Linked DNA regions of Mus musculus: region 2 is linked to region 1. A link is a contact called in ENCODE Hi-C or POLR2A ChIA-PET data. All regions are on one chromosome and are shown on one strand. The core of a region is the stretch at or near the end of the contact, and the rest is flanking DNA. Distances in the headings are between cores, read along the strand shown.

Region 1 (3,464 bases), core at 107-2,606:
CTGGGACACTGGGTGAGGGGTCTCCTAAAAGAGTGGGTAAGTTCCAGCTCAAAGGTTTGGACAGTTTACCCCCCTCCCCCACCTCTTGGTCGGTTCCCACAAAGACAAACTCTTGGTGTCAGACCGGTTTCCCCAGGGGCTGAAGTTCTAAGTCTAGTGACCGCCCTGCAGCAAACAATGGAGCTCGCTGTGAAGCCCTGCGGAGGTCCTGGCTCTGAGTTACAGGCTGCCACCCAGCAGGTTGCTCCTCCCACACCTTCTTATTTTTAGTTACAGCCACTGTCTTCATAACTTTTCTTAACCGCCAAGTAGGGCTCGGTTGTGTGTGTTACTCTAAACTCCTGGATCTAAGACGCCAGAAGATTCAGCGTTGGTAATAACTAAAGCACGGATTATCAAAAACAGTTTTTTTTAGTTTCTATCTCCTAAAGTTCCCAAGACACTATAGGCAAAGGCTCTGTCCAGGGAAGGTCAAGTCCTGGGTTTTGTGCCTGAGGATCAGACGCTAGGCTAGGATTGTCAGCTAGGCGTTTTCACTTCCCAAGGCTTTAGGCAAGCTATTCAAGTTACTTATCCGCTGTCACTTTCCTCACACGGGTACAGCAATGTTTATCTGAAATACTCTTCCAACCAAAAAGGCATTGGTGTAAAAATCATACTAACAGAAATGGTTTTACATTTGAAGTAACCGTGAGAAGAGATTCAGGTAGAGAGCAAAACTTGGCACTCCCTTGGCATCCAACAAGCAAATGTTGGAATCCTCCTTTCAACGTGGGTCAGCTGAGAGGCAACTAGGACCCCAACCTAGGTTCCCAGATCGACTCTCGGTCAGAGTTCCGCGGGAACAGCAGGTGGAACAGCTAGGCGCCTGGGGAGACCTGGCATCTGAGGGGGTGCGGGAACAGAGGGGTTTCCCGAACGTGGATCTGGTAGATGCCTGAGGAGTAAGGCGATCGCAGTCCCATACCAGTGGCGCCCTCGTGGAGGGACCAGCGCAGGGCATTCGGGAGGGAGTCTTCCTCTAGGGCTACGGTTTTAACTACCAAAGGCAAGCGGATCTAGTTTACTGGATCCGGGGCGGAGGAGCGCCGCGAAACCCGGCGGGTCAGTAAAACCCGAGAGCTTGTAAAGACTGCATTCCCTTGGTCTAACTCCGGCGGAAGTGCCAGAGAGGAAGAAGCCCACTGTGCTGCCCGGAAAGGGGCGGGGCCATAGCCATCCGCCGGGCCGCTCAAGGGGCGGGGCCTAGGATATGGGGCGGAACCTACACTCGGGGCGGTCTTAGGGCGGAGCCTGTGGGGCGGGGCTTGGCGGCGGTTGTTTTCGGGCCAGGGTACGGGGCTCTCAGCTGGGCTGCTGGGCTCGGGGATAGGAAGCAAGACGAGCTTCTTCAGTCGCGCGCTCGCGGACCAAGCCGAGAGGGCCCGAGTGACGGGCCCAGCGGGCAGCGTCCCCGAGGCGAGGTCGTCGGCCGCGGTGATGTCTGCCCGGTGCTGTGCTGGCCAGGTGAGCGAGGCGGGCTGCCGCGCGGGTTATCAGAATCGCGGACACCGACGCGAGCCAAGCTCGAGTTCTGGAAACCCTGTGGGCGGGAAGGGACGCGGGGAAGCCCGAGAGGCAACCCCAGCGACCTCGGTGTTCGGCCTCCGGGATTCCGGGCTGGCAGGGCGAGCGGGTCTGGAGCTGAGGATCCCATCGGTTCCCAGGACGTGTCACCTCCGGTCGAAGCCTCGAGTAGTGGCTCTGAGTTCCGTAGCTCTCCTGCCACTGCACTGCCTGTGGGATAAATCCAGGAAAAACGTGGGGTTGGACAAGATCTCTGTTTCTGTACTCCGAGCACAACTGGTCAGTCCGAGCAGGGCGGCCGCGTTTGGCATCTCCAGGTCTAGAACATGGGGCTCTGTATTCACGAGAACGTCTGGATATCCGATTTGCAAACTCCCGGACACAAGTCTAGGCACAGGGAAGGCTCAGCCCTGCTTTATGGGTTTACCGACCGGACCCTACCCAACCCTGACTGGGCACGAGCCTTCGCTCCCTTCTTTGCAACTCATCTTGCTGGAACCTGTTTTGTAATCTTGCCAGTTAAATTCACGATATCCAAGCCATAGGAGGCTCCTAACTGGAGAGAATTATTAGGTTTTAGCCCTTTAATGCTAATTTCCCTTTTTTTTCCTGCAGGGTTAGAAAAACAACAGCGAACTAGGTAAAGCCATCTGGATGTCTTTCTCCCATGTTGTCTTTTTGTTAGGTTTTAAGGGGTTATAAAAAACAAAAACAAAACCTCGAATCTGATCGCGGTGGGTGGGCATTCAGGTGCAGGACTGGTCTTGTTTACTTTGAACGTCAGGACAATGGGAGCCAGCTGTACGTGCTGTAGGGGGTTAAGCTGTGTCTCTGGACCCATCAGGTTTAGTGGCCTATAGTAGTCCTGTCCTCTTAGAGGTGGCCCTGTATGTCAAGCTGGCATTTTTCAGAAATGAGGAAAGTGGGGCTTTTTGGTTTGAGTAAAATGATGCCCGTCCCCTCAATGTCTGGAAAGGAAGGACGAAGGAATATGACCCATTCAGGCTTTTTAGACCAAGAGGGGCAGAAAAGATTGTTTTCAGAAAATTGCAAATATTCATTCTCTCTCTCTCTCTCTCTCTCTCTCTCTCTCTCTCTCTCTTTGCTGGTGCTGTAAGTTCTAGGCAAGTGCTCTTTGAGCAGCACCTCCAAGTCCATTTTTCTGGTTGTTTTGTGATACTCTTCAATTTGATGCAACCCTTTTCATTGTATAGTAAGTAATTGCATGTATTTGGGGCCATCAGCCCTTCTCTCTTGGAAGCCCCGTGAAGATCTTTCCTGACAGGTGCTTGACTTCAGGTTCTGAGAATTTATTGTTAGTACTTAAGTGAGTTTTAAAAAATATTGGTATGAGTGATATTTTGCCAGGATGTATGACTTGTTTCTAAAATCCCCCTCTTAGGGCTTTGGAAAGAACCAAGTCCTGGCCATTCCCCACAGAATCATAACTTCTGTTTCTCAGGGCTGCTGAAGGTCTCACTGTGGTAGGTTTCAGTGCAGTGAGCAGCGCTCACACCATGGTTTTATATCGCTATGTGAGGGCGTGAGCTTTAGCTAAATGTTAGAATGCTTGTCTAGCATGCACTTAGCTGGATTCAGCCACTAGTACAAAATGAACCCCTCAAACCTCACACTGTCATCAGAAGCTGAGTCTCTCAGTTGTATCCATATATTGTTTTCCAAGCACCTGCTAAATGCTAGGAGGAGGATATATTGTAGGAAGCCAAACATCTCTGCTGGCAATGATCTGTGTGTGTACACAAGTGTAAGGACATCCCATAAGCGTGTAAACAACAATAGATCCAGTTCCAGGAGTCTCGGAACAAGGCTGGGTAGTAAAACAGCCTTGGGAAGGTTGGGTGAGACGCTTGTCTGAGAAAATGCCTCTAGAATGGAGA
Region 2 (3,808 bases), core at 337-2,836, 37 kb after region 1:
AAACAATCTAAGGTAGGCAAAGTGTGGACAGAGCTCTCACTGTGAGACAGACTTGGAAAGAACCATCTTGGGCTTAGGGATACAGTTCTGTTAGAGAGTGCTTCCCCAGCAAGCCTGACGCAGCACGGGGTCAGTGCCCATCCCATGTAAACCAGGATTGAAGCACCGGGGGCAGTGCCCATCCCATACAAACCAGGATTGAAGCACCGGGGGCAGTGCCCATCCCATACAAACCAGGATTGAAGCACCGGGGTCAGTGCCCATCCCATATAAACCAGGATTGAAGCACCGGGGTCAGTGCCCATCCCATGTAAACCAGGATTGAAGCACCGGGGTCAGTGCCCATCCCATATAAACCAGGATTGAAGCACCGGGGGCAGTGCCCATCCCATATAAACCAGGATTGAAGCACCGGGGTCAGTGCCCATCCCATGTAAACCAGGATTGAAGCACCGGGGTCAGTGCCCATCCCATACAAACCAGGATTGAAGCACCGGGGGCAGTGCCCGTCCCATGTAAACCAGGGCAGTGCAGATGGAAGCAGAAACATCAGAAGTTCAACGTCATCGCAACTCCACAATGAGCTTAAGGCCACCACTATGTGAGATCGGCTTCAAACCAGACTGCAAAGAGAAGCTCTATTCACTGTAGTCACAGAAGTCTTACTTGACTACCATCCTTTCTGTAGTGTGGGCCGCGGATGTGCCTGGTAGTTGGTCCTACACAGAGGCGGGATGGGGGCCTGGGTTTCCTACTCTTTTCTTCTCAGAGGTGAGGGGGTAGGAGGCTCACCAAAGCTAGGCATTGGTCATGACATAGCTGTAGCTGTGGGAAGCCACTTGGTTTTGTGGCCAGCCTGGGGTTAAGGAATTGTTCTCCATCATTTGGTTTTCACTGGTTGTGATGGAAACCTTTCAAAATGCACTAGACCTGGATTCCCCATTTGCTAGGCTGAGCAGAATGCTGCTTAAATTATTTGTTATGACTTCGTGTAGCAATTCTGAATGCCCACTAGTATATTGCAGTGTGGAACCCAGAGGTTAAGTTACTGGCCAGACCCTCTCCAGAATGCTGAATTTGTCATGTTTGTGGAGTTTTTATTTGTCTGACAGTGTCTCATGTTCATCACTAAAAATCTATTTTTGAACCAAATCACCCATGCTTTCTGGACACCCAGGCTCACTTCAGAAGAACACGATGACTGGATTACATCAAACACTTTCAGACATATCTCAGATTGGGTTGAATTTCCAGGATGCTTAGCTGGGGTAAAATTTATTTACTAGAATGCGAGCTTCCTGAGGGCAGAGAATGTATTGTCAGGTCCTGGGTGATGTTCGTTAGTAGGAAGCATTGGTAAACATTGCAGTGAGAATGTTACCCTATGTAGTGTTATCGTGCATCTGAGTGTCAGAAAACTTTTCTTGAAAAGAAATGTATTCCCCATGGAAGCCCTTAAGACTGGCATTCCTGAGCCCCAGCCCCTCCCAGCTCAGCTCTCTGAGAACAGTGAAATGAACTCACTGCTGTTCCCATGCCAGAGCACACTTCTCCATCTCCTTGGCTCTGAGACTGAATCTCCAGCCTGGAGAGTGCTTTGTGGCCTGGCAGGCTATGGGAACTGAGCTGGCACTCAGTGGTTCTTGGATAGGGCTCACCAGATCTCTCCACTGCAGCATAATCCCCATGACACAGGAGGCAGATTTAGGAGTTAGAGTTTCAGTAATTGCCAGTTGATACCCGTTGTTTACAAAGTAAGATAAGCAAGATTCCATTTCTACCTTTGAGTGTTTAAAACTAATTTGCAATGGTGATTTAAACCGAATGAGTGCCTTTCTTATTTCTCCATTTTCTTCCATTTTGAATTCCATGGATTCATTTCCTGGCAGTATTTTCTTCTGGAACCTGAGGGTGCTGCCCCCAGACCCCCATCCCCGCTTGTCTCTTAGCAGGTATTTGTTCCTTGTGGATACACGATGTTCCTGCTTCCTTACGTTCTCCTCATTGATAATAAAGGAATGGGGCTCGCTTTAGGTGGAGCCCATGCAGGTGTTTTTATATACAACCACCATGTTGGTTCTGTGTATATAAAAACCAATATTCCCATGGTTGGTGCATACTCTTTTGGGTTCACTCTGCTGTGTGTGAACCCATTTGACTCCATTGCTCTAGCTCTTGACTCTAAGTCAGTGGCCCTTAGCAGAGGAGCAGTTGTCGGTGATGTTGATGATTGTCTGAGTTGGGTGGGAGAGGGAGGACTGTTCTTGCATCTAGCTGAGGAGGCCTAGGAGGAGGTCAGGGACCTGCTGAATGTGCCACAGCACAGGTCATCTTCCACAACAGTGGATGATGCGCTGGAGGAAGCTTGCTCAAAATGCTCTGTCTCCTAGGCATACCCACTTTCTGTTGAACTCAGAGAAAGGTGGGGTTCATTTACCTTTAACTTTAGCTTTAAACCTTTACCAACTGACTGGAATGCCTAGCCATCCATCCCCCCTTATCCATGGGGCATATGGTCAAACCCCACAGAAGACACCTGCAAATCATGGCTATGTACCAACTTTACACTCTCTATGCCGTTCTCTATGTACATTTGATAAGTTTTATGTTTGGCACAATAAAAGCTTAACAATATTAAGTTGCAATAAAGTTGAACAATTCTAACAATACACTGTGATAAAACTTCAGACTTATGAATTACAGCACTTCTGGACTTTGGTGAAGTCACCGATGAAGGACCACCACGTTCCTGTGGTGTTTTGAGCAGAGATAGTGGTATGATGGAATGATTGAAAGACTCCATCTGCTGTCTGAGAGCAGAGAAATCCGTTACATTCTTTCCTGTGGAAAGTAACCCTAACCGCGTGAGAAAAAGCTCCTCAAAAGGACAGCTCTGCCCAGGGCCCTATTGTAACTCCGCCAAAGGTGCTGGCTCTGTGCGTGCTCACGGCCTGGCCTTGGGTTTCTCAGACCTGACCTGCTGGCCACGGGCATTGAATGGATCCTTGAGTGTCCTCTTTGTGGAAACCAGTGTGTTCTAGGATATGAAAAGGGAGCGTCTCTCTAACAGCTCCCAGTGTCCTCCCACCGGGCTGGGAAGGCTGAGAAGCCTGGCAGCTCAGGGCATTAGTGAACCAAAGCGCACAAGTCCAGGAGCAGAGACAGCATATAAAAGTAAGTGCCCCTTTCTAGGCTCTGCTCTCTTCACCTGCTAAACCATTTAGGTAGCATTTGATACTCTCATTTAATTATTGCTCTAGATATCACCAAGTAGAGGTTTAATTATACTAGTTAAGGAAATGAAAAATAATACCAGGGTAACAGAGTACCACTTATGTCTGTCTGTCTGTCCGTCTGTCTATCTGTCTATCTATCTATCTACCTACCTATCACTTGTGCTAAAGAACCATGAAATCAGGATCTTAAACATACTAGTCAAATATTCAACCATGGGTGCACATCCCCAATCCTAATGGTTTTGTTTTTGTGGTAAAAATAGGTAACAATTTTACCATCTTCACCGTTTTTAAGGGTACAGTAGACATCTTATTTTTCTGGTGCCTTAGTTACCTCATGGTCTTCCATCAATCTTCTGGCTGAAGTAGAATTCTTTTGTTAGCTTTCTGATTGATTTAGCAAGTGTTTGAGTGCTTACTACCTTCAAAATGGAGCAGGAATACTGTTTGTTTTCTTCCCAAACAGAAACTTGAGGCAATGGTTTTCTAATTATAAGATAGGCACTTGTTGCAGAGTTCAAAAAAATACAGACCAATATGACGACTCCGAAGCCTGTAGTGCTTCAGTGCTG

What was found. Hi-C counts contacts between places; a loop is a spot of excess contacts on that map. ChIA-PET counts read pairs that join two places held with the same protein, here RNA polymerase II (POLR2A).
Region 2: a map of gastrocnemius shows a loop between it and region 1 (2.5-fold over the local background). The contact joins the enhancer-like site here to the promoter of Serinc5 in region 1. A Hi-C loop is called at or near these places in 5 of 37 maps with a recorded cell type or tissue (T-helper 17 cell, gastrocnemius, heart and 1 more). POLR2A ChIA-PET finds 5 or more read pairs at or near these places in 3 of 5 experiments (Patski and embryonic stem cell).

The regions. Positions count from the first base shown.
Region 1 is chr13:92,609,782-92,613,245 of GRCm38, forward strand. It overlaps Serinc5 (serine incorporator 5), which reads left to right and starts at 1,357. Exons shown (of 12, transcript NM_172588.2): 1 at 1,357-1,506. The coding sequence starts at 1,480.
Region 2 is chr13:92,646,324-92,650,131 of GRCm38, forward strand. The region is part of intron 1 of Serinc5 (serine incorporator 5); the gene reads left to right. Among named protein-coding and RNA genes, the nearest start is that of Serinc5, 37 kb to the left of the region's middle. Within about 2 kb of position 1,587, at least 1 of the 3 ENCODE cell types and tissues checked has a DNase peak (open chromatin) inside an H3K27ac peak, as active enhancers do; it is gastrocnemius, where a contact is called at or near this core.